Regions from separate parts of the Homo sapiens genome. Here all the other regions are linked to region 2. Evidence: chromatin loops called from intact Hi-C (ENCODE). Cell type or tissue: HCT116. All regions are shown on one strand.

Region 1 (8,000 bases), 1.3 Mb before region 2:
TTCCAGCTTCACCATCACCACACCCACAGAACATTTTTAAATTAAATTTCAGGAACTGAACCATTTAGAATTTACCAAGAATTTCAGGGAATATACACTGCAGAGTAATATCCTGTCAGCTAACAGGAATATATGATTTCAACTATAAAACAAAAAATAAACTCTTTCCTAGGATCTGAATTTTTCTTTCATACAGAATTTAAAGTGATTTTTAAAATGTACTGGTCATATATTAGTAAACCAATGCTTTCAACTTTGAAACTTAATAAACTCCTTAGACAATCTGGTTCTTAATTTTAAGAATTCTTAACATGTTTAAGAATTATTTCTAGATCTTTTATTATCTCATTCACACATCTAAAGGATAATACGTTATATGAGAAATAGTTGAGGAACTATATTATCTTTTCTGCAATAACCAAGGGTCTATGGTGTGAAAAATTGACTTGTTTGTAAAACTAAAGAGCAGTAAGAAAAAAGGGTAGAAATAACAAGGAGGCCATTAAGAAGTACTTCCTAGCATTAAAATCCCAATGATCAAAAGTGTCAGAAACTAGAGGTCCCTCTGAGAGAGCTGTTGAAAATAAGGATGATGCCTGTACTAAATAAGAGGTTTGACTGGATGATCTCTAAGACAACTGTAACTCTAAGATTGTAGATTTAGGTCAGAAACATGCAATACCTTTTCTTTCTGAATGTCTTGTAGTGCTTTACATCGCTCCTGCAATTGCTGTTCTTTCTTTGCTGAATCCTGCTCCAATGTAGCCTTGGCAGTCTTCAGTTCTTGAATCAATTTATTTTGATTTCCAATTTGATTTCTGTTTGAAATCAAGTCCTCCTGTGCTAGAGAAAGCTTCTCTTCTACAGACTTACAAAAACAATTTTCCCAAATTATTATATGCCATGTTTTTAGTAAATTCAACAGAAACATAGTTAATATAAACATTGTAGAAAGCAATAAACTATAAAAAGATAGCATATTATACCCTTCAGTAAGACAGGTAAAAGAGAAAGAATTCTAAAATATTAACTCTCTTGCTTATAGAAAACATTTATAATATAAAATATTTAGTAAAATGGAAGCAATTCCAAAGCCTCCAAAAATAATCTATTTACTAAATAAATATTTAAAGTATTTGCTGAATGTTGATCACATCTTCAATATTGGCTAGTTGATATGAAAGAATACCAAATAAGTAGGGACCATATCAGATACACTCAGAGAACATATATATGGTTAAAGTCATAAGGCAGTGTGAAAGAAAACAATCTTAAAAGAGATATAATTAAATGCTTCATTATGCATACATATACATTTGGTAGGTTCTATGATGTCCCTTGACATGCTAAAAATATTAATAAATAGTATGGTGTTATGATATAGTGGTTTTTGTCCAGGGTTCCTGAATCACAACTCCCACATCCTTTGTTACAGTTTTTTGTTACAATGTTGGGTATGTTAGGCCTCAGGAAACAGAATCTCGTCTCCTGCCCTTCTTCCACTGGTCCCTAGGCAGGCCTCTAATCTTCTTCCCCACCCCATTTTCTGATTGTGAGTCTTAAGACTCTTCCCTGAAAGGGTCCTGCCTCATACCCTGGGTGAAAGAATGCTTCCATAAAAATCCAAGAGAACTGGGTTTGGGGAACTTCTAGATAGCTGAACATACGGAGCCTGGAGGGTGGCATGCCCGGGGAGGGCACGGAAGCTCTGTGCCCCTTCCCCCATATCACCCAACACATCTCTTCATCTGTATTCTCTGTAATATCCTTTATAATAAATCAGTAAATGTAAGTAAGTTTTCCCTGAGTTCTGTGAGCTGTTCAGCAAACTAACTGAACCCAAAGAGGGTGTCATGAAAACCCCAACTTGAAACTAGCTAGTTGGTCAGAAGTTCTGGAAGCCTGGATTAATGATTGGTGTTTGGAGTTGTAGGGAGCAGTCTTGGGGATTGAGCCCCCAATCTGTGGGATTTGATACTATCTCTAGGGAGATACTGTCAGAATTAAATTGGAAGACACACAGTTGGTGTCTGCTTCTTGGTGTGTGTGGGAAAATCCCCATATGTTTGGTCACAGAAGTCTTCTGTGTTGATGATTGTTGTGGTGTGAGAGTAGGGGAAAAACACAATTTGAGAGAGTTTTTCCTGAAACAAATAGGAAGGATTATTTTGTCATGGAATAAAAATAATAACAACTTCACAGCTGACAACCTGATCAAGTGAACAAAAAGAGAAAATTCAGCCAAACATAGAATGAGGCTCTATCCTGAGAAAGCACACTGTCCTCTTCTCATCTATATCGTAGAAGTAGTGATTGTCATTTAACATAGTCCATAGTTGTTGACTGTTTTAAAGCCCAAGTATTTTGAGAAGAAGAAGTTGGGGAAAGGGGAAGCTTTTTCACTCATGACACTTCAGTTGGGGATAAATATGGTAACAGGTAGATAATGGGTATGGTAGGAACCTTGCCACTCTCAGCTGCTACTGCGAAGAATCAGCAGGGTAAGAGATCCAACTGATCTCTTCCATCAGATCTGGAAAAAGCTGATCTTTCTTATTCTGGAGATACAGCTCCTTTGAAAAGGAGGCAGAAAACGTAATTTAGCAAAGGATCCTTGCTGAGTAGGCTTGTATACAGCAAGTACTCAGTAAAAAAAAAAAGAAAGATGAAATAAATAAATAAAGATCTTATTTATGAGGATTCTTAAGCTTCCTGAAAGTTTACTTCTTACCAGTAACCCAGTTACGTCTTTCTGATATAAATTAAATCTTAATTTTCAATGACTGCCAGTAGAACACTAAACCCCTTGAGGCTTTTTTCAGGGAAGAATTAACATCAGCTAGTTCTTCACTAATCCAGCACCTAACCATTAATTGAGAACACTGCTAAGACAGAACAGGAGGGTACAAGCTGGTCTTTGACTTAAGGGAGTTGAGTACATCGCCCAAAAAGCAGAACAGCCATGTAAAATGGAAGCTACACAGGGCAGGAGAGTATACGCTATGTGCCAAATGCACAGAAAAACAGTGAGTGTGAGATGCTGTGGAGTGGGGTTTACAGAAGGCTCTATACCACATGTGGGAACTGACCTATATGTCACAAAGGGTGAGAGTGATTTCACATAAAAAAGGAGAAAAGTTGACAAAGTCCAGTTCAAACAGTCTACAGCAACTATAATTAGTTAATAGAGATCCTGATCTAATGTTTAAAAATACCAACGCTTGCTAGAGCCTGGAAAGCAACCCTAACCTCTAACCACAAGATTTCCAAAAAGCCCATGGTTTAAATAACAGCCTATAAAATGTTAAACTCACAAAACCCAGTGACTGATTTTTTAAAGTCAAGCTCAAAATTTGGACTGCTCCATGAAATCCTTTCTGAACATGCCAAGACATGTTTTCCCCTGCCTCTGAACTTTCATCTACATCATTCAATGACATAGATGAACATTTATACTGCCATGCATTTTAAATGTTCTTTTCATCTTTCTTATTGCAGATTATAATAATATTGCATATTATTTCCTCTGCTCAGCATCTCTTCCCTCGGAGAACCCTCTCTCCCATTCCATGGTTTTGTTGGGACTATCTCTAACCCATCTACTCCCCTTGAAATAGGCAAATCCCTAAATGGATCAAATACCAACCTTGACCCTGATTATGCCAATCACATTATAGCACCCCAGTAAACAAATGATTTCTGCAGTGTTCCATGGTAGCTGTTGTTTTTGTCTATTCAGCAAGTTTTCCCATACTTTCTTAAAAAAAAAAAAAAAACTTCATATTTTTAGTTGTTTTTTCTTGATTTCTGATGAAATGATATAGAGTACTAGGCTAAGAAGATTTATATTTAATTCTAAATCTATTATCCTAGAATTTTCACTTCACTCAGGGTGTAAATTTTACAGTTAAATTCTACCTCTACCTTTCCTGGACAACAAAGAGTGGTGTACAGCATAGCCAATCTGAAATATCCAGTCAACAAACTTAAGTACTTCATAAATAATCCAGCAGATGGGGCTAAAGGCATAGATCAGGCCAGGCTACCTTCCATTCTACTGGTGTCTAGGTATATACACTGTTAGCCCATGCTCTACACTGTCAACCCATGGTAGATAGCCTTGAAGTAGTTAGGTATCATGTTACAAGGCTCTGAATCTCTCCTCTTCTCTCTCTTATACACAAGACCATCCAACATCATTGAAGCAAAAGAAAAATAATAACTGATAGCCATCTCTTATCCTAGTCTATAAATATCATCTGAACTTCCCTAGGAATTGACTATTTTTTTTAATTAGCTTCTTAAGTAGTTCATACACTTCTCATTTTAAAAGCATTTTATATAAAATTTACCAATCTTTTATTTTGTTAAAAAATTATAGTGAAATGATGAAAGAATGGCAGACTTTGAATCAGAACTAAGATTTAACCATGGTTCTGTTATTGTACAGCAGTAGGCCTGTCTTCTCTGCAAAAGGAAGCACTGGGCCTGCTCTCTTTGGCAAAAGCAAGCTTTGGAATAGAGGATCTATCCAAGGTCCCTTAACAGTTGTAAAACTCTATGGCAGCCTTGTCCCTCAGCTTTCTCTTTTTGCCCATATTTACATTTGAGTTATTCTTTCATGTATGAAATTATTAGTACACAACATAGCTTTCAAGCATAATAAAAATCGCTGGCTTAATGAAAGAATATCAATCAAATCAATTAACATTGATTAATTTAATGTTGGTTCCTGTTACTAGCTTATGCTTTGGGTAAATGACATCCATATGGAAAGAGTGTGATTTCTATAAGACTTTTCCAATCAAACATTAAGTTTCATCTCTTCTATCATTTAAATATCCTTCAAATTCATCCACTTTTCTCCATCCTTGCTATTACCAGCCCACACCACCATCGTCTTGCACTTAGACTACTGCAAAGTCTTCTGGTCTTCAGATTCAGCCCTGTTTCTCATTCCTCAATCTGCAGTGAGTCATTTGCCTAAAATACAAATGTAAGTAACTCCCTTTAGTGGTTCCTCACTGTTCTTAGGCTAAGCCCAAACTCCTCCACAAAGCTTCCTTGACTTTCAATACTTTCAATAGTGTTGTAAGGTCAAATAATAATAATTTAACACTACCTAAATCTTGTGTGGTATTTTTTCTTAATAACAACTATTGCTAATTTTTACCTCCAGATAAACAGATAGATACATAGATAGATACATAGATATTCTACTGGCACTATGAAAATTCTTTCACCCAATTTCCTATCTCTGTCAAATCCTTGCAGCCAGGTATGGGTTCAGTCCTTTTGTTTCTTCTCTCTCTCCCATTAATCTCTATTTCATCCTCTTTAATGTTCATCCCAGTTCTAATCAACTCATACCTCGACTATTAGAATTTATGGAGAAAGGAAGTTAGTAACCTCTTAACTCATCTCTCCACCACTAGTCTATCCCAGGTCCAATCCAAGCTGTCTGCAAACCACTACCAGGTTGTTTTCTAAAGTACTATTTTCTTCATTTTACTCCTCTATTTAGACTTTTCACTTTTTCCCCTCAAATATAAAATCCAATCATCTTTGCTAGGCATCTAAGATACTTCACAATTTAGATCCAACCTTTTAAACCTTAATTCCAAACATAAACTAGTACGCCAGCAAGGCAATTATGTTAACTGTCTGCTTGCTTTATTCATTCTCACTATGGCACCTTTTCTCAAATGTGCCCCTGAATAAAATGACCTTTCTCCGGAGTCTCTGTGTATTCAAATTCAGGACCTAATCAAGTCCCACCTCCTTCATAATTCCTTATAACAGCCTATGGATAAAATATATGCTCCCTATCTAAATAAAACATTTTAATATTCTTTCATTCTCAGAATTTTGCAATATGCACTTTAAATAAACAAAATCCCAAACATAGGAAAGAAACAGATAAAGCATTTCCCCTTAACAAAAAGAGAGACAGAAAAAAAACTGGCTGAATCCTCTGTGAGAGAACACAAATATTCCATTTTCCTTAGAAAACTGGTACCTTCCTGTGACCTAAAAATTGTTTACCCTTTTCCCATTATCCTTCAATTTAATAAACTTGATACTTTATCTAATCAAATAACATTACCAAAGACAAAATTTCTATACATTGTTATATAATTAAGGGTAAGTTTATTTTGAGCTATAATCTCCTAATTTTAATCATTAGGCAATCCAGTAATATTGGGAACTTGACAAATATTATAACTAATGTCAGAATTGCCTGACAAGCAATGGTAAAATTGCTTGCATTTTTTCACAAGTGGTTTACATTTAAAACTTAACAGCAGCCTATCTTTAAAGTTATTCACACACAAAGACAGCATAATACTTACATAAGTTAACAGTGTCACAATTAAGATATATCCAAATTATCTTACTATTATAAATATGTCATTTTAAAATGCCCACATTTTAAACAATTTTTTAAAGCATGCTAATACAAAATAACAATTTAATAGAAAACAGCACACTATTCCACAAATACTAACATTTCCTTGCCCATTTGGATTCAAATAGATCATTTAATAAATGTCTATAAAACTTACTGAGACTTTATGGTACAGTATAGTTTACTATACCTTAAGATCTTGCCTGGTGGCTAGAAGTTCAGATTCCCTCCCATAGAAATCAGATTGAAGCTGTTTGAAAGTTTCCTGACTTTTTTCATAGTTGTTTTGTAATACTGATATTTTCTCTTTCTCTGCTGCAAGTTCCTGGGCTGCCTGTGTTAACTGCTGCTGTAGTTTATTCTCAAGCTCTGTCTGAAACATACAATAGTTATTTAAAACAGTATGCATTCCAAAAACCAATTACAAATATAAAGTAAAATCCAGACAACTAGAAGAAAATTCCAAACAATAAGATGAACTGTACTTATGCCCCAAATTTCTACCTCAATAGGGTAAATTACTTATAAAGTCAAAGAATTACAAAATCTAACAAGTCTCAATTTAAAGAACATAAAATACAAAAGTAATTAATTTTTTTTTTTTTTTAAAAAGGCATTTCACTGGGAAGTACTATCAGGTCTCGGGAGAAAGAGTAACAACTACATTCTGAGGGAGCATGCAGTGCTAGATGCCTCAGCTGACGTAATTTAAGGTGGAACTAAGGGAAACTTGTACATGAAAGAAAGTAAGAAGCCATTACTTTGTTGAAGTATTAATATATAGTTTCTACTCTTGGAAATTCAAGAATAACTTAGGAAATTTCTACAGGTCATCTTAATTAATATCAAGGCAGAAAAAGAAAATCTCACAAAGTTTTAAAGCTCCTCTAAACTCTAAACTTGTCTTTAGTCTTCAAGAAGATTCAGGAGATATGCACAAATTATGACATAGTTAAAACATATACATATGCATAGTATGAAAAATAGGTATTTGACTTTCAAAATATACTACCTTCAATAAAATTGCTGTTGAAGTCATTAGTGACTGCCATGTTCCAAAATCCTATATTCTTATCCTTGTCAATGTCTTACTTGACCTGTCAAGTTGTACCTGATATAGTTGATTATGTCTCCTTCTAGAAACACTTTCTTCAACTGGTTTCCAAAGTACTTTATATTTTAGGTTCTCTTCCTACCTTACTGGTGATAACTTCTCAAAATCTTTTACTAGCTCCTTTTCCTCTGCTACTTCTGTGAATGTTGAGACACCCCAGAGTTCTATTGCTGGCCCTCTTTTAATCCATACACTCTCTCTTTAGAAGATCTCAACTAGGCCGGGCATGGTGGCTCACACCTGTAATCCCAACACTTCGGAAGGCTGAGGTGGGTGATCACCTGAGGTCAGGAGTTCGAGACCAGCCTGACCAACATGGTGAAACCCCGCCTCTACTAAAAATACAAAAATTAGCTGGGCATGGTGGTGGACACTTGTAATCCCAGCTACTCAGGAGGCTGAGGCAGAAGAATCGCCTGAACACAGGAGGTGGATGTTGCAGTGAGCCGAGATCGCACCACTGCACTCCATCCTGGG
Region 2 (8,000 bases):
ACAAATGGCCAGTGAGTGCATGACAAGATGCACAACATCACTAATCATTAGAGAAATGCAAACCAAAACTACAAGGAGATACCATTTCATATACACTAGGATGGCTACTATTAAAAAAACAAAAAAAAAACAAAAAAAAAAAAAACAGAAAATAACAAGTGTGGGCAAGGATGAGGACCCCAGAGAAATTGGGACCCTTGAGCACTGCTGGTAGGAATGTAAAATGATTCAACCACTGTGGAAAATGGTATGGAATTTCCACACAAAACTAAAAATAGAATTACCATATGATCAAGCAATTCTGCTTCTGAGTACATACCCCCAAAAAACTGAAAGCACGGACGTGAAGCTCATCGCAACTTTATTTACAGTAACCAAAATGTGGAAGCAACCCAGGTGCCCACAGATGGATGAATAGAAAAAATAAAATGTGAAGTATACATACAAGAATATTAGACAGCCTTAAAAAGGAAGCAAATCCTAAAGCATGCTACAATACAGATAAACCTTTGAGGACATCATGCTAAGTGAAATAAGCCAATCACAAAAAGACAAATAGTGTATGATTCCACTCCTATGAGGCACTTGGAGCAATCATTGCCTCTATCTACTCCGGGACCCTTTCATCACCCCCAGCTGAAACCTCATACCTCATATTATTATTAAACAATAACTCCCCATTCCTCTCTCCTCCACCCTGCTAACCACCATTCTACGTTCTGTCTCCATGAATTTGACCATTGTCAGTATCTCACATACGTGGAGTATTTGTCCTTTTGCATATGGCCTGTTTCACTCAGCGTAATGTCTGCAAACTCCATCATGTTATAGCATCTATCTACGTTTCATTCCTTTTTAAGGTTAAATAATATTTCATTGTATGTATATACCATATTTTGTTTATTCATTCATATCAATTGACATTTGGGTTGTTTAGATGCATGTTTTAAAGACAGGGTCACAGTATTCCCCGAGAGTTTTTAAATTTTACAATATGCAATAGAAAGTCTTTTTGATGATGGGGGTTAATTTCTCCCAGCGCCAGCAAGTCAGCTGGCCCCTCTTTCCTGAATAGCCTCGGAGGTTTTCTGTGATCACAAAAGAATGCTGTCAGGGAAAAAAAAAAAAAAAAAAAAAAAAAGCCTCTCCAGAGATAACTCTTCGGTCAAACCAGGTTTATTAAGGGATGTCTCCTGCCGGGCACGGTGGCTCATGCCTGTAATCCCAACACTTTGGGAGGCCGAGGTGGGCCGATCACTTGAGGTCAAACTTTCGAGACTAGCCTGGCCAACATGGTGAAACCCTGTCTCTACTAAAAATAAAAAAAATTAGCCAGGCGTGGTGGTAGGCGCCTGCAATCCCAGCTACTCAGGAGGCTGAGGCAGGAGAATCGCTTGAACCCAGGAGGCGGAGGTCACAGTGAGCCAAGATCGTGCCACTGCACTCCAGCCTGGATGACAGAGCAAGACTCCATCTCAAAAAACAAAAATAAAAATAAAAAAATAAAAAAGGATGTCTCTAAATGTCTGTTCAATATGGAACAAAGCCAGTGGGTGCTCCAGCCTTACGAAAAAGACACAGATGCTAAAGGCTTTCTTTCATCAACAGCCTCACACCCCCAAAGATCATTTCCACATAATGCAAACGAGCCCCAGTCAGGTCTGCCATGAAGATGACTCAGGCATGTGAAATCTCAAACCTCTCACTCTTAGGAAAAGCATATTTTAAATACTGGAGCTCCTGGTGTGTTGGGGATGGAGCTGGGACACAAGAGTTGATATAAATGTCTCAGCTTATGGCTTATCTGTTGTGGAACACGCCAACTTTACTACCATACTAGATTTATCTAAGTCAGTGAAAGCCTTCAACAAACCTCAGACTTCAGACCTTCTGACTTCAGTTAGAGCATGGAACAGCATCTTTGACAGAGTTGGAAAGAATTTATCCTTCTTTCCTATTCAGTTCATCTGTCACAAATTTGCAGAGCATGTGTGACACCGTTCCCAGACATCTTTTTGGTCACTGGGGCTAGAGAAGTGAGCGTGACAGACAAGGTTCCTTTACTCAAGGAGGTCATACACTTACAAAGAGCCAGCAAGCAAACAAACGAGATGGCTTCAGATTGTGGTAAATCCTATCAAGGACACAATCAGGGACCTGACACAGTGGCTCATGCCTGTAATTCCAAAACTTTGGGAGGCTGAGGTCAGAGGATCGCTTAAGGACTGGAGTTAGAGACCAACCTGGGCAACACAGTGAGACTCCATTTCTACAAAAAATTTAAAAATTAGCCAGGCGTGGTAGCACACACCTGTAGTCCTAGCTACTCAGGAGGCTGAGGTGTGAGGATCGTTTGAGCCAGGGAGTTCAAGGCTGCACTGAGCTATGATCATGCACTGCACTCTAACCTAGATGACAGAGTGGACCTTGTCTCTTAAAAGAAAAAGACATAATCAGGAACATGAGAGAGGGAGTGACTATGAGGCTATGTAGGTGGCAGAGCCACTGCCCACCAGGGCTTGAGGGAAGGGTGCTCTGAGGAGGTGATAGATACTTGAACTAAGGCCTAAGGTGGAGATGCACAAGCCATAGAAGGAGCTGCAGAAAGGGCCTTCCAACCAGAGGACATTGTGCATGCATAGGCATAGCTTTAGGAAGAGCTTGGCGTGTGCAAGTTGCAGAAAGAAGGCAGGCGCTACAGCCAGAGTGCGATGAGCGAGGAGCAGGTGGTGGAGGCAGGCAGGGCGGTGGGGGTTGTGGGAGGGCTTCTGGCCAGTTATGGAAAGCCACAGGAAGATGAGAAGCAGGATAACGATCTGAATGACATATTTCAAAGAGTACGCAGGCTGCAGCTGCGGGGTGGAGAATGGATTGTGTGAGTCTCCTCTTTCTCCCCCGTCTTTCCTTTGAGAATATCACAGGAAGGGCAGCAAAGCGCTCACCCTCACCTTTCCCTTACTCAGTGAGACTCTGGACTGTGGACTCTCATGATAGAGATAAACTTTTATTTTCTGTCTTGTTTAGGCCACTGTTAGGCTGAACCTCTTTTATCCTTTGACCTAATTATCAATGTCTGATCCTAGTTAATAAAGCTCTCACTTTTAGCTGCTCATAAAAGCTCAAACTCTGGGAACCACTAGTTCATACCCTCCTTGGCCTTTGGCATATTCTATTCCTCCTTTTGTCTCTAATGTTTTGCTTGCATCCTTGGCACAAAACACCCACCCAATACCTAGGAGGTGTTCCATAAACACTGAAGAGGAGGAGGAGGATGCAGCGCCTAGAGGTGTCTTGTTGTTTTCAGACCTTGTTAGTCATCAGGTGTCAGAAGAAATCTGTAATGTGGACTTCATCATGCAAAATGGCTCACGCCTTGCCGAGTGGCACTCAGCCCAGGAGTGCGAACGGGGAGAGGAGATTTCAGCCAGACCCTGACTCTTGTTACCTCACCTGGGGATGTGCAGCCTTGAATGCACTGACTCACCATCCGCTTCTGGGAGGCTATTATTTTTATCAGTTTGCAGCAGCAGGAAGTGAGAAGAGAGCTTCTAGGAGGGAAAGGATGCCTGAGATTCAGCTGAGGACTTCAGCTGGTTCCCTGTTGCAGCCTCCTCCAGAAGTCTCTGTTTTTCCTGTGTAGCGTTTATCTTAGGTATGACCAATTAACGTGTTTATTCAATATATCTTCCCTTATTAGACCATCGGCTCCACCCAAACCAGGAATCAACTCTGCCTTTTTCACCCTGGTACCTGGCACACAGAAGGTACTCAGTAAAATATCGGTTGAGAAATGAATAAATCAACCTTTTCATGAAGAGGAAAGAGATAAATAGAATCGGTTAAGCTTGACACAGGAAAACCCGTTTGTTTGTTTGTTTGTTTGTTTGTTTTTTGAGACAGAGTCTGGCTCTGTGGCCCAGGCTGGAGTGCAGTGGCACGATCTTGGCTCACTGCAAGCTCTGCTTCCCAGGTTCAAGTGATTCTCCTGTCTCAGCCTCCGAGTAGCTGGGATTACAGGCACGAGCCACCACGCCCAGCTAATTTTTGTATTTTTGGTAGAGACCGGGTTTCACCATGTTGGCCAGGCTGCTCTCGAATTCCTGACCTGAAGTGATCCGCCGGCCTCAGCCTCCCAAAGTGTTGGGATTACAGGCAAGAGCGACCGCGTCCGCCCCCCTTTGCAAGCTTTAAAGGAAATTATTTGTCTCATAGATAGGATTATTCCCTTTGTGGGTGAGCCCTGGCGAGAACCTCCGTCCTGAGCCAACTTCCTTAGCGGGATTCTCACCCTGCCAGGTAAGATCCCTCTGTTACCAGGAGCTCCATAAAATGCAAATAAGTTTCAATATTCACTTAGGAAAATAAAAATGAGCAGTAAGTCAGCTAGGAGCAAAAGGAACGGGACATTCAAAGGCTGTGCCCAATGTCAGACAGAAGTAGCTTTGTAATTCTCCCAGTGTAGGGCTGCAGGCACCTGGCGCTGGAGACCCGGCCTGGACGAGGCAGGGCTCAGGGCGCGGCTGGAGGGGCTCGCCCGGCGGGGCGCTGGAGCGGGAGAAGGGCGCCCTCTGCCGGGGGTGAGGAAGATCAGTCCGCACGCGCGGTGCCTTGGTCTTGCAGCCTGTTCGAACCTCGCGCGAGGACATCCACTTCTTCCACGGGGAAAGTAGGAGGGTGGGGGCAGAAAAACCAAACTCCTGCCAAGAAGGTGCTTTGCACGAGCATTTTGCGACCCCATCCCTTCAGCCCCGAACCTCCCCCTGGCATAAGTGAAAGGACTGTAGTCAATTGCAGATGCTGTCAGGAAGCCAGGTGCGTCCTCACTCCCCAGCCCTAAAATCCAAAGAAAGAAGAGATTGTTTGAGACGATCTGAAGAAAGGTCAGGTCCTAACAGATCCACGGGACCTTCTTTTTCACCTTCCTTGTCTTGGGTTCTGGAGCACGGGCGCTGAATCAGCTGAATGCGGCCTGGGCATCTGGAAGTGGTCCTGAGGGACACCTCGCGGTGCAGCCCCCGGGACGACCCAGGACACCCTGGACACCCTGGACACCCAGGCCGAGAGCCGGGACCCGCCCACGCCTCCTCACTGCTGCTCGAGGGTAGGCAGGAGCACGCGGACCCCGTGGGGGCTGAAGCGGGGCTCTGCTGCCCGCCCTGCGCAAGCTCCCGGCTCTGGTTGCTGGTCCACAAAATCGGGAGGCTGAATTAGCCGGTCGGGTGGCCCCCAGCCTTATAGCTTCGAATTCTGTGATCCTATTTTAGACCCAGACTTGTCCGCGAAGGGAAATGAAGAGGCGCGGAAGGCTTGGAGCGTGAACCAAAAAACAATGGGTGGGGATCGTCTAACCAGCTCCCTTCCCTAGAAGGGCGGAAACGGCTTTCGAAGCATCCGCGATTCTCTTTATTGAATCTTGAGTGACACCTAGTGGCCCATCCGCCTCACCGTCACGGCGATGCTGGTTTCACTGGGCTTTTCAGAAGGCGTGCTGGCCTGCCCATGGTTCTCGGCTAAAAGACTTTGGAGCGTAGGGTGCCGATGAAGTTTCCTGGGACCTTCCGGAAGCACTTGCTGTCCCGTCAACAGCCCTGTACCTGCGATGCATGCAATTCTAATGAAAATGCCCTTCTCGTCTGGAGGGCTTGCTTGAGCACATCCTGAGCTCTCAGGCAGCAAATATAGAGTCGGGTGCTATTCCGGGAGCTGGGCACACAAAGATGACCAACGCTTGGTTTCTGATCTCAAGAATCTCACAGCCCAGCTGGGGGGAAATGGACCAGTAGAAGAGTGTGTATTTGATGCTGTGGGGTAGAGGGGGTGGACCTAGCTCGGCCTAGAGACATCAAGAAAGTCACCCTTGAGCTGAGTTTTGAAGATTAGGCAGAATTCTAAGATGACCCCTGAAGATTCTCAGCCCATCCCCCTCGCAGTGTACACACACCTTTGCCCAGTTATTCAATCAAACAATTTAGGTGCTTCTGTGAAGAGAATTTGCAGATGTAATTAAAGTTCCCAAATTAATTGATCTTAAGATCTGGAGATGATCCTGGGTAGGCCTAACCTAGCCAGGTGAACCTTTGAAAGGGACTGGATTGTCCTGGCAGAAGAGATTTGACAAGCGGCAAGAACTCATCATTGGCAAGATTTTCTTTGCTGGCTTTACAGATGAAAGGGGCCACGTGGCAAGGAATGCAGGCTGACTCTAGGAGCTCAGAACGACCCCTGCCTGACAGCCAGCAGAGAAACCAGCCTTCAATCCTACCACTGCAAGAGCACTGAACTCTGCCAATAAGCAGGGAGTTTGGAAGGGATCCCCAAGCTGTATGAGACTTAGTCCCAGCTGACACCTTGATTTTATCTCTGTAGGACCCTGAAGAGAGGACCCAGTCATGCTGCATTCAGGCTTCTGACCTCCAGAACTATGAACTAATAAATGGGTGTTTTAAGCTGTTATGTTTGCAATGTGTTATGAAGTCATAGGAAACTGATACAGATGGTCATTTCAAAGAGGGGAACCACATGACAAATGCTCAGAGCCATAAAGAAGCAGAGAACTAAAGTCATTCAGAGAACTAAAGACATTCGGCATAGCTGGACCATGGGGAGCAAAGGAGACGGTAAGATGTACTCACGAGAACTTGGCTTTGGATCAGAGAGAATGTGCCCTTGGGCTAGTTAACTTAGCTCTCTGTGCCTCAGTTTTCCCAAAGGTAAAATGGAATCATAATTATAGTTAAAACATAGAGTTGTTATGTTAGTGGCCCATAGGCATATAGAAAGTTCAACACAGCCTTGGGATATAATAAGTGTTCCAAAAATGTTAGGTAGTAATAGCTTTAGTAATTAATCATGTAGTTAATGGACTGGAATAAGAAGAGGACAAGTCATGTGGTTTTTACAGAGTGGTCTGGGGACCATCTGCACTGGATGATTCCAGCGGTGAGCTTATTAAAAACCCACATGCCTGGATTGTACCTTGGTCTTACCAAATCAGACTCTCTGGGGGTAGAGCCTGAGAATCTGCACTTTCAAGAAGCTTCCAAAGTGATCTTTGTGATAACCACCAAGCAAGAAATAAGAAGACTTGTAAGTAGGTCACTGTAGTAGTCCAGGCAGGAGTGGCTGATAAAATCAAGCAAGGCACTGGCAATGAGAACAGGGAGCGGGTGTGGCACTCTTTGAGGCAGATGGAAACTACGGAACTGAGTAATCAGACAGGGGTGGTGGAAAGGAAGGAGGGCAGAGGATGAGCTGGAATCACCGTGGGGAGGTGAGTTCGGGGAGGATTGACTCAGATTGGGTCATGAGAGTCCAGACATCTGTGGGGTATCCAAGTGGAATGTCACATAGACAGTTAGAAAGACTAAAATGTAGGAGGTACATTGGTGCTAAAAATACAACGTTAAGTGTACATGAGTCCATGAAGTAATGGGATGATGCTGGCAGAATAGGAAGATGGTCAGGAACAGAACTTCAAATGTACCAGTTTTGGCCAGGTGCGGTGGCTCACGCCTGTAATCCCAGCACTTTGGGAGGCCCAGGCAGGCAATCATGTGAGGTCAGGAGTTAGAGACAAGCCTGGCAAACATGGTGAAACCCTGTCTCTACTAAATATACAAAAATTAGCTGGGCATGGTGGCACGTGCCTGTAATCCCAGCTACTTGGGAGGCTGAGGCAGGAGAATCACTTGAACCCAGGAAGTGAAGGTTGCGGTGAGCCAAGATCGTGCCACTGCACTCCAGCCTGAGTGACATAGTGAGACTCTGCCTCAGAAAAAAAGTACCAATTGTGGGCGCTGGGGGACCTAAGAGACTGAGAAAGAGCCACCAGAATGGTTGACTGGGTGTTGGGTGGACAGAAGTCCGAGGGGGTGGCCGTCAGCCAGCCTTGGAGCAGTTCAAATGGAAAAAGTCTGTGCACATGCCTGACACCTAGTCACCAGCAGATCAATGGTGGGCTCAGCAGGGCTCCTTTCAGTAGGATGAGGAAGGAGGGAGCC
Region 3 (8,000 bases), 320 kb before region 2:
TTTTTTTTTTTTTGTATTTTTAGTAGAGACACGGTTTTGCTATATTGGCCAGGCTGGTCTCGAACTCCTGACTTCAAGTAATCCACCCGCCTCAGCCTCCCAAAGTGCTGGGATTACAAGTGTGAGCCACCGTGCCCAGCCTCTTGGTTACTTTTTTTTAAAGGTTCTCTTTGAACCATCTAGAGCAAAGCCATCAAAGAGACTGCTGGGATCATGTCAGAATGATTCAGAAGCCAACCTGAGGGGATCCCCCAGAGGGCAAAGATGAGACAGTTTGAGCATCAAAAGGATTGAAATATATAAAAATATATAAAAGTCCATGAGTTTATGACAAAATTCTAAAGACACAAGACAATAAGACAAAAAAATCCCGCATTTGTCACTTCTGAGATTGTTAGGGCACCAAGTCATTGTTCTGAAAATGGATTTAAAAAGGAGATCTCACATCCACCCCTGCTTTCCTATTTACTTTATAGAGAATTACAGCTAATAAATGCAGAAGGGTGCTAGAAAAGTTTTAAAAACCTACAGTTTTGTAGCATCTAATGAAGTAATGGAGCTAAGCAACAACCATTAATGAATGATAAAATCAGGTAAAATTGGTGCTTTCTAACAGAGAATCAGGCTGACAACACTTGAACCCACGGATCAGTCTCCATATCACTAAAAGTGGAACAGCCGAACGTTAGTTATGCTCCTCCAATGTGATCTGATAGAAAAGAAACAGCACCACCTGTGAAGTATTCTTACCCACATCCCCTCCCTCAACGAGGCTGAACCAGAAGCTCATCAAACATGCACATCTAACTATTAATACCAGGTTATAGGAAATACGGGAGACAGAGGAACATGCTAAACACCACTACAAGGGTACAGATCAGCCAATGCCTGAATGTAGGAAGTTCTACAAAACAAATGACCCATTTTTGTTTTCAGTATATAAATGCTACGAGAAAAAAGTAGAGATGGGGAACTGTTAAGTACTGTAAACTAGTTCAACCATTGTGGAAATCAGTGTGGCGATTCCTCAGGGATCTAGAACTAGAAATACCATTTGACCCAGCCATCCCATTACTGGGTATATACCCAAAGGATTATAAATCATGCTGCTATAAAGACACATGCACACGTATGTTTATAGCGGCACTATTCACAATAGCAAAGACTTGGAACCAACCCAAATATCCAACAATGATAGACTGGATTAAGAAAATGTGGCACATATACACCATGGAATACTATGCAGCCATAAAAATGATGAGTTCATGTCCTTTGTAGGGACATGGATGAAACTGGAAACCAGCATTCTCAGCAAACTATCGCAAGGACAAAAAACCAAACACTGCATGTTCTCACTCATAGGTGGGAATTGAACAATGAGAACACATGGACACAGGAAGGGGAACATCACACACCGGGGACTGTTGTGGGGTTGGGGGAGGGGGGAGGGATAGCATTAGGAGATACACTTAATGCTAAATGAGGAGTTAATGGGTGCAGCACACCAACATGGCACATGTAAACATATGTAACAAACCTGCACATTGTGCACATGTACCTTAAAACTTAAAGTATAATTAAAAAAAACAAAAAGACTTAAGGGTGGGAGATGGAGCCTGCAGTGAGCTGAGATCACGCCACTGCACTCCAACCTGGGCAACAGCGAGACTCCGTCTCAGGAAAAAAAAAAAAAAAAGACTTAAGGGACCTGTAAACCAAATGCAGGTATGAATCTTGTTTGGAACTTGATTTGAACAACTGACTAACTAAAAAAATGCCTTTTTTTTTAAACAGGCAAAAATAAAACATACTCTGTTTATTACATGTTACTAAGGAATTACTGGTAATTTTATTGAGTTGGTGGTATTGTGAGTTTTAAAAGTCCTTATCTATTTAGAAGCACTTATTAATGAATTAATATGAGGCCTAAGACTCTTTAAAAAATACTCCTTCAAAAGAAAAAAAGTATGTGTATAGGGAAATACGTGAAATCAGAATGGTAAAATATAATAATTGTTGAAGCTTGGTGATAGGTTTTTGGGGGTTCTTTACACTTTCCTCTACTTTGTTATGTATGGAAAATTCACATAATAAAAACAGTCAAGTGTTCTATTTGAGAGGCAGAATTTTGGCAGAAGGCCTGGGTTATAACCCAATTTGTATAGCCTGGGGAGAGTCACTGCTACTCCCTCCTTTTTTGCCTCTTTCCTTTCCTTTTTACTTTCCTTCTATTTCTTAAGAAATCATTTGCTGGGCCACATTTTCCCCCAGGGACTGTCCTGGTACCATCAGCCTTCCAAGTTACAGGTATAGGTATTATTATTATTATTATTATTATTATTATTATTATTATTATTATTTTACAGATGAGGAAATCAAAGCAGAGAAGGGACTAAGTTTCTCACCCACAAATCCAGGTCTGCCTGTGTCCAAAATCTGAGCTCTTTTGTTTTATTTTATGCTGGCTCCCAGGAGTAGTCCTCTGATTTTATAATTTTTAAGTTTTTTTATTTTTAATTTTGTTTATGGATAAATTTTAAACAATGAGTAAATTAAGATAGATCAAGTGGAGTAGCATTTGTGTTTTTTGCATGTGAGAAAGATGCAAGGTATGGTTGTTACTGTAACAATTACAAAGATTTCATCAAAGGCAAGCAGTGATAAAAGCAAAATGTGTGGCAACTTTCTTCATATTCAGAAAAGAGTAAAAGCCTATAAATTGTAACTTTAAGCCATAAAATAACATTTATTTATGCTTGTTCTTCAAAAGCTTATATTTGATAATCTTTTTTGTTAGAAGTCGAAGCCTGAGAAAAATGGCTAATTTCATTTTTCATGTGTTTGTAAAATATTTTTAGGACTATCACAAGAAATTCCCTAAAAATGTCAAAGCAAATGAACAAGTGAAATTCTGCACATCCCTTGTGCCACTATTTTGTTTACTTACTGAAAAAATGACATTGGCTTTTGTAAAACCTGGGTGTGCTGGTGGGCATGTGCAGATGTGTCGCTGTCATCTGTCATGTGTCATGCTCTGGATGTCAGAACCAGACATCAGTCAGGGAAGAGAGTGAGTAGCAAGCCACCTCGCCAAACTCTTGCTGCAGGGTGCACGGGGTTCACATCCTCTGCTTAGATTTAGTGCGACTTTCCAAAACACCTGCAGTGCGGTACTTCATGGCTGGTCCCACGTAACAATTTATGCCCTAGAGATGTCTGACTAGATCTTAGGAAATTATACTAATGGTTCTGACGTTGTTTCCTTCAAGAATCGAGGCGCTAAATATAGTCAAGCTGAATGACAAAATTTTACTCACACTCAGGGCATGTCAGTGAGGGCATCAAAAATGGAAAAATAATAAATACTGCTGATATTTACTAAGTTTTATGGTATGACAGGCACTGCACTAAGTCTTTTGAATATCTAATCATGTTTAACTCTCAATGTCCCATTTTATAGCTGAGGTGGCCGCAGCACAGAGAGGTTAAGTGAGTTGCCCAAGGTTGCACGGTTAATAAATGGCAGAGCTGGGCTCTAAACCCAGGCCGTCTGACCCCTGAGCCTTTCCTCTTCTAACCACTGTGCAGTCTCCAAGCACCAGCAGAATGAAGTGAGCACGTGCTAATCCACAGCTGTCATGGTTTGGCCCTCTGTGGGCTTTCAGAGCACCTTAAAACCCTTTGTTCTGTGTCAGAGCTGTTTTTCAGCTTTGCAGATGTCTGAAGTCAAGCAGAAGAGATGGAGAGTCTGATAAAGCACACGTGGCAAATCTCTGGCCGAGTTGATATTAGAACACAGAGTCCCAGAGTGATTTACTGTCCAGGGGGAAAGCCAGTTGGCCTGGCTACCTTGCAAGACGGTTAAAGGACATAAGAATAGATATTCATTCAAGACTGTCAGAAAGAAAGTAGGTCAGCAATGAAATAAAAACAAATGTCAAAGAAACACCACTTTGGTATAAATAAAAAGTCGATTCTTCTTAATAAAGAGCTGTCTGTTCTTCATTAATTAGAAAAGTACAGAGCCTGCTTACTTTGAGATTCCAAAACCTCTTCAGGCACAACTCGTTATTAATTTGATCACTTTCCTCAAAAGAATGATATTTTGACAAATACAGTTTCTGGCTTCAGTCACATATAGAAACATTGGAATAAGTACAATGTTGTGTTTTGCTTTTTTTTTTAAAATAGGAACTATGTTTGATAATGCATATACTCCAAACACCTCTAAAAATAATTTTCAATTGGCAAGCTATTTTTTGGTGTATTTTCCTAGTCTGGGAGAGGAAGTTTTATCATTTAATTTGATAAACTTAGTACCTTTGAGAGAAAGGAGGAGAAAATTTTACCATCTTATGTGGTTGAAATATGCTTTAGTATTTACATAATTGAAAATGATTCAAACTGATTTCCTCTGACGAACATCCGAAATGAAAATAAAAATTGTGTCTACTCCAAAGGGTAGTGGCTTGAGTCACCCACTGGTATGTGTGACCTATGAGTCACTCACTGGTATGCGTCTTCCCGATCCCCTGGCCTATGGGTTAGAAGTCAAAGATGCTCCACTGGGGCTTCCTTTGTAGCTTCTTTTCCCCTTCAGTATTCAACCACAGCTACTGCTGGCAGCTCCTGGCAGAACAGGAATGGGAGACCAAGGAGAGGATATGTGGAAGCTGAGTGATTTATTTATAGGGGACTTTTGGCAAATGAAAGAAAATAGATGTGAAGTCTTAGCAGTTCCAGCATGTTCATCAGAAATGCAAGCTCATGATAGTCATTTCAAAGGGAATTGTGGAAGAATGGTGTTACCCTACTTCACAGGCCATTAAATCATATATATGTTTGGTTGCCAGTGAGAATCTGAGTAGCAGAGCAGACAAGAATAAGGACGTATGGGATCGAGGCCTGTAGCTTGTGACCATGAACAAGTCACGTGACCCTTTGGCCTTAAATTCACCATAAAGTCGTGTACTTGATCTCAGTGATTGTATCTTACTTCATCAAAATGGTATGATTCTAAATTCCTGTGGGATATACAGGTAAGACAGGACTGGTGGAGCATTAGGTTTGGTTTTTCCTTTAAAAGAAAGTGTTGGGGAGGCAGCAGGGAATAGCAAAGGTCACAGACTCAAAAGCATTAACTGCCGGGCCTATGAAGACACGAATGATGTAGGTTTGATATAATGGAGGTACAAATCCATGTTTTATGCAAAACCTCATATTTCTAAACTTTGGCAATTCATTCATGTTTATCAAATCACTGTTTTAGGCCCCCTTTGGCTGGCCAGTGGGCCCTCTGCTTTAGACTTCTGGAATAAACTCCACAGTTGAGAGATGAAGGACAGACCTGGATTCTAACAGACCTAAATTTGAACCTTAGCTCTGCCCTCTAAGGAATGTGTAAACGTATACATCTGTATTTAACTTCTCAAAGCTTCAAGTTTCTTTATCTGTAGAAATGAGAATGATAATACCTCTTTTGTAGGATTTCCTGAAGACTGCGGGTACTATGTATTAAGTATACATAGTAGGCACATCCTCAAAGGGAATTCCATTACCTTTTCTATGGAGGTAGATCCTGTATAATTTTTAAATTTTTGTCTTGATGGCCAGTTGCTCACAGTTTTTAAAAGTGTAGTAGATGCCAGCGCTTCTTTATAGATTCTGAAATCCCTTCAATTTACATTTTAGTTGTTTTAAAATAAAGATTTCTTTAAGAGACAACATTCAGAGGGATAAGTTTTCTACTTGCCAGTAGAGGTAGAAGGCAGTAAAACCAAATAGATCTGTCAGTTACTGTCTTGAGGTAGAGCCCCTAAAGCAATAAAACCCACCTTTGACAATGAGGAAACACGAGACATCATTTTCTCCTTAGGACAAAAGTCTAGTGAGTAATGGCCCTTCTGTGACTAATGGTAATTCTGTACTTTATTCCCATAGAAAATCTAATTTTGAAAACATTTGCTGCATGCCCTACTATGTACTAGGCACTATGCCAGGGGAATAATGTAAAGATGACCAAAACATAATGGAATTGTTGCCTACAAGTATGTTTCGGCTATTTAAGGATTTATATTGCAGTTTGTGCAAATTGTGTATGAGTCCACTTTGAGAGGTTATACATATCTTCCAATAATGTTGCTATTGCTCAAAATATCTTTGAAGTCTCTCTTTGGAATTTACTTTTAGAGCCCTTAGCACATTCTGCTGAAGATTTTTTTTTTTTTTTTTTTTTTTTACCCTAGTGGTATTTATTCTTAGAAGGTGGATTTGATGTCAGGGACTGGCCAAGAGTTGTTCATCACTAAGTCAGCCTCATGGGTGGTGGTTAAACTGGCTAGAGTAATTTTTCGTTAAAAACGAGCCAGGACTGTAAAGTAGTATGACAGGGTTTTTTTTTTTTTTTTTTTTTTTTTAATATCACATCAACTGATTGTAGAGAAAAAGATAGTTCCAAAAAGGCATTCTGCACATTTTTTGCCCCAAACCAGTATCACTGGAATATATTTGTAGCTCCCTAACAGGCTAACTTTGAAATAAGTGGTGCTCACATGTGCATGTGTTGTAGTACGTCTGCTGAACCTTGTACTTAACCTCTTAGCAAACTCAGTGTCTTTGTTTTTTCCTTTGAAATGTTGTTTTTTCAAGTTCAGGGATAGATTTTCTCCAAGAAAATGAAACAAATAAGATCCACTCTCAAAGGACCTTAATGGAAAGAAATACATGCTTATACCAAGTTCTTTAAAACTATCCAAACTGGAAAGGATTGCCTCATAGCTGACTGTGATTATTCTGCCATGATTTAGGGACAGATAATTTCCTATCAGCATGTTTAACATGAGAATTAAAGAGTTCTGTAGTGTGGCCTATTGACCTCATTTGTTCATTCCACAAACATCTTTTGGAGTCCACTGTATGGCAGGCATTATCACTTACCATGGTGAGGATGGTGAGGCCATGAGCATGCTTCACCTAAGGAAGCCTGATCTTCAAGAATGCAAACTCACTCAACAAGAAACTTGAGAGTAATTAATAGTAGTGTTGGTAATTATCCTGTCTTTTCCTTGTAGGATTATTTGGAGGTTGTGAAGTGGTAAGTCTCTTTATTGCATTTGAAATATGGCTCATCTCATGACCATTGGAATGTGTGTACGCTCTGGAGGAAACCCATCTCTGCCATGTCACCTGTATTAGTCTGTTCTTATGCTGCTATGAAGAAATACCCAACACTGGGTAATTTCTAAAGGAAAGAGATTTAATTGACTCACAGTTTCTCAGGCTGGGGAGGCCTCGGGAATTATGGTGGAAGGCACCTCTTCACAAGGTGGCAGGAGAGAGAATGAGTACCCAGCGAAGGGAGAAACCTCTTATAAAACCATCAGATCTCGTGAGAACTCACTCACTATTACGAGAACAGGATGGAGGAAACCATCCTCATGATTCAGTTATCTCCACCTTGTCCCTCTCATGACACGTGGGGATTATGGGAGCTACAATTCAAGATGAGATTTGGGTGGGGACACAGCCAACCCGTATCAACACCTGACCACAGTGTGTGTGGTCTCTGAGGCCCAGTGGTGGCTCTCAGAGCACCTCCTTAGCAAATGTACCACTGGACCCTTGTTAGAATGATGTTCTTGATTTTTTAAAATTTATTTTTGTCTCTTGACTATTCTTGATTCAGGAATGTTCTTGATTTTAAAGGGAGGGTGTGAGGTAGTTGTTGTCTAGTTGTCTAGATATCCTCCACCTGAGAACGCTGTCTGGTGTCATAGAAACAGCAATGGCATTGGGATCAAAAGACAAACTTTCCAGCCCCAGCTCTGCCTCTCTTTAGCAGTCTCCTGACCTATACAAGGTTCAGTTTTCCCACCATTTAAGGGAAACCAATACCACTGTTTTATTCACAGCACTCTTGTGGGAATCACAGGAGACAGGGCACGGGAGAGCCTTTGGGGAACTGTGGATGTTAGTCCCTGTCGTCATCAGCCTTTCCATAG

The links. Hi-C counts contacts between places; a loop is a spot of excess contacts. Peaks named below come from ENCODE experiments on the same cell type or tissue, not always from the same donor. Only the 100,000 strongest peaks of a DNase experiment are listed, where the experiment ranks them.
Region 1: a loop joins it to region 2, with 7 times the contacts of the local background. A loop is called at or near these places in 16 of 110 quality-filtered maps.
Region 3: a loop joins it to region 2, with 4 times the contacts of the local background. A loop is called at or near these places in 5 of 110 quality-filtered maps.

What each region holds. Positions count from the first base shown.
Region 1 is chr12:92,781,268-92,789,267 of GRCh38, forward strand. It overlaps EEA1 (early endosome antigen 1), which reads right to left. Exons shown (of 29, transcript NM_003566.4): 22 at 6,600-6,782; 23 at 683-868. Among named protein-coding and RNA genes, the nearest start is that of PLEKHG7, 82 kb to the left of the region's middle. In HCT116, a CTCF peak has its summit at 4,012 (motif pointing right); a DNase peak (open chromatin) is centred at 4,014.
Region 2 is chr12:94,097,000-94,104,999 of GRCh38, forward strand. LOC124902986 (a long non-coding RNA gene) reads left to right here and starts at 4,614. Exons shown (of 2, transcript XR_007063409.1): 1 at 4,614-6,617. RefSeq lists a silencer at 1,514-1,808 and enhancers at 3,582-4,091, 4,092-4,600, 4,657-4,716, 5,167-5,336. In HCT116, CTCF peaks have their summits at 4,554 (motif pointing left) and 5,451 (motif pointing left); DNase peaks (open chromatin) are centred at 4,582, 4,820 and 5,432; H3K4me3 peaks cover 1,511 bases.
Region 3 is chr12:93,780,915-93,788,914 of GRCh38, forward strand. The region is part of intron 2 of CRADD (CARD and death domain containing adaptor protein); the gene reads left to right. Among named protein-coding and RNA genes, the nearest start is that of CRADD-AS1, 47 kb to the left of the region's middle. RefSeq lists a silencer at 3,539-3,833 and enhancers at 3,651-4,150, 4,163-5,362. In HCT116, no CTCF peak of the experiment used is centred here; DNase peaks (open chromatin) are centred at 3,707, 4,507 and 4,917; H3K4me3 peaks cover 1,583 bases; H3K27ac peaks cover 4,321 bases.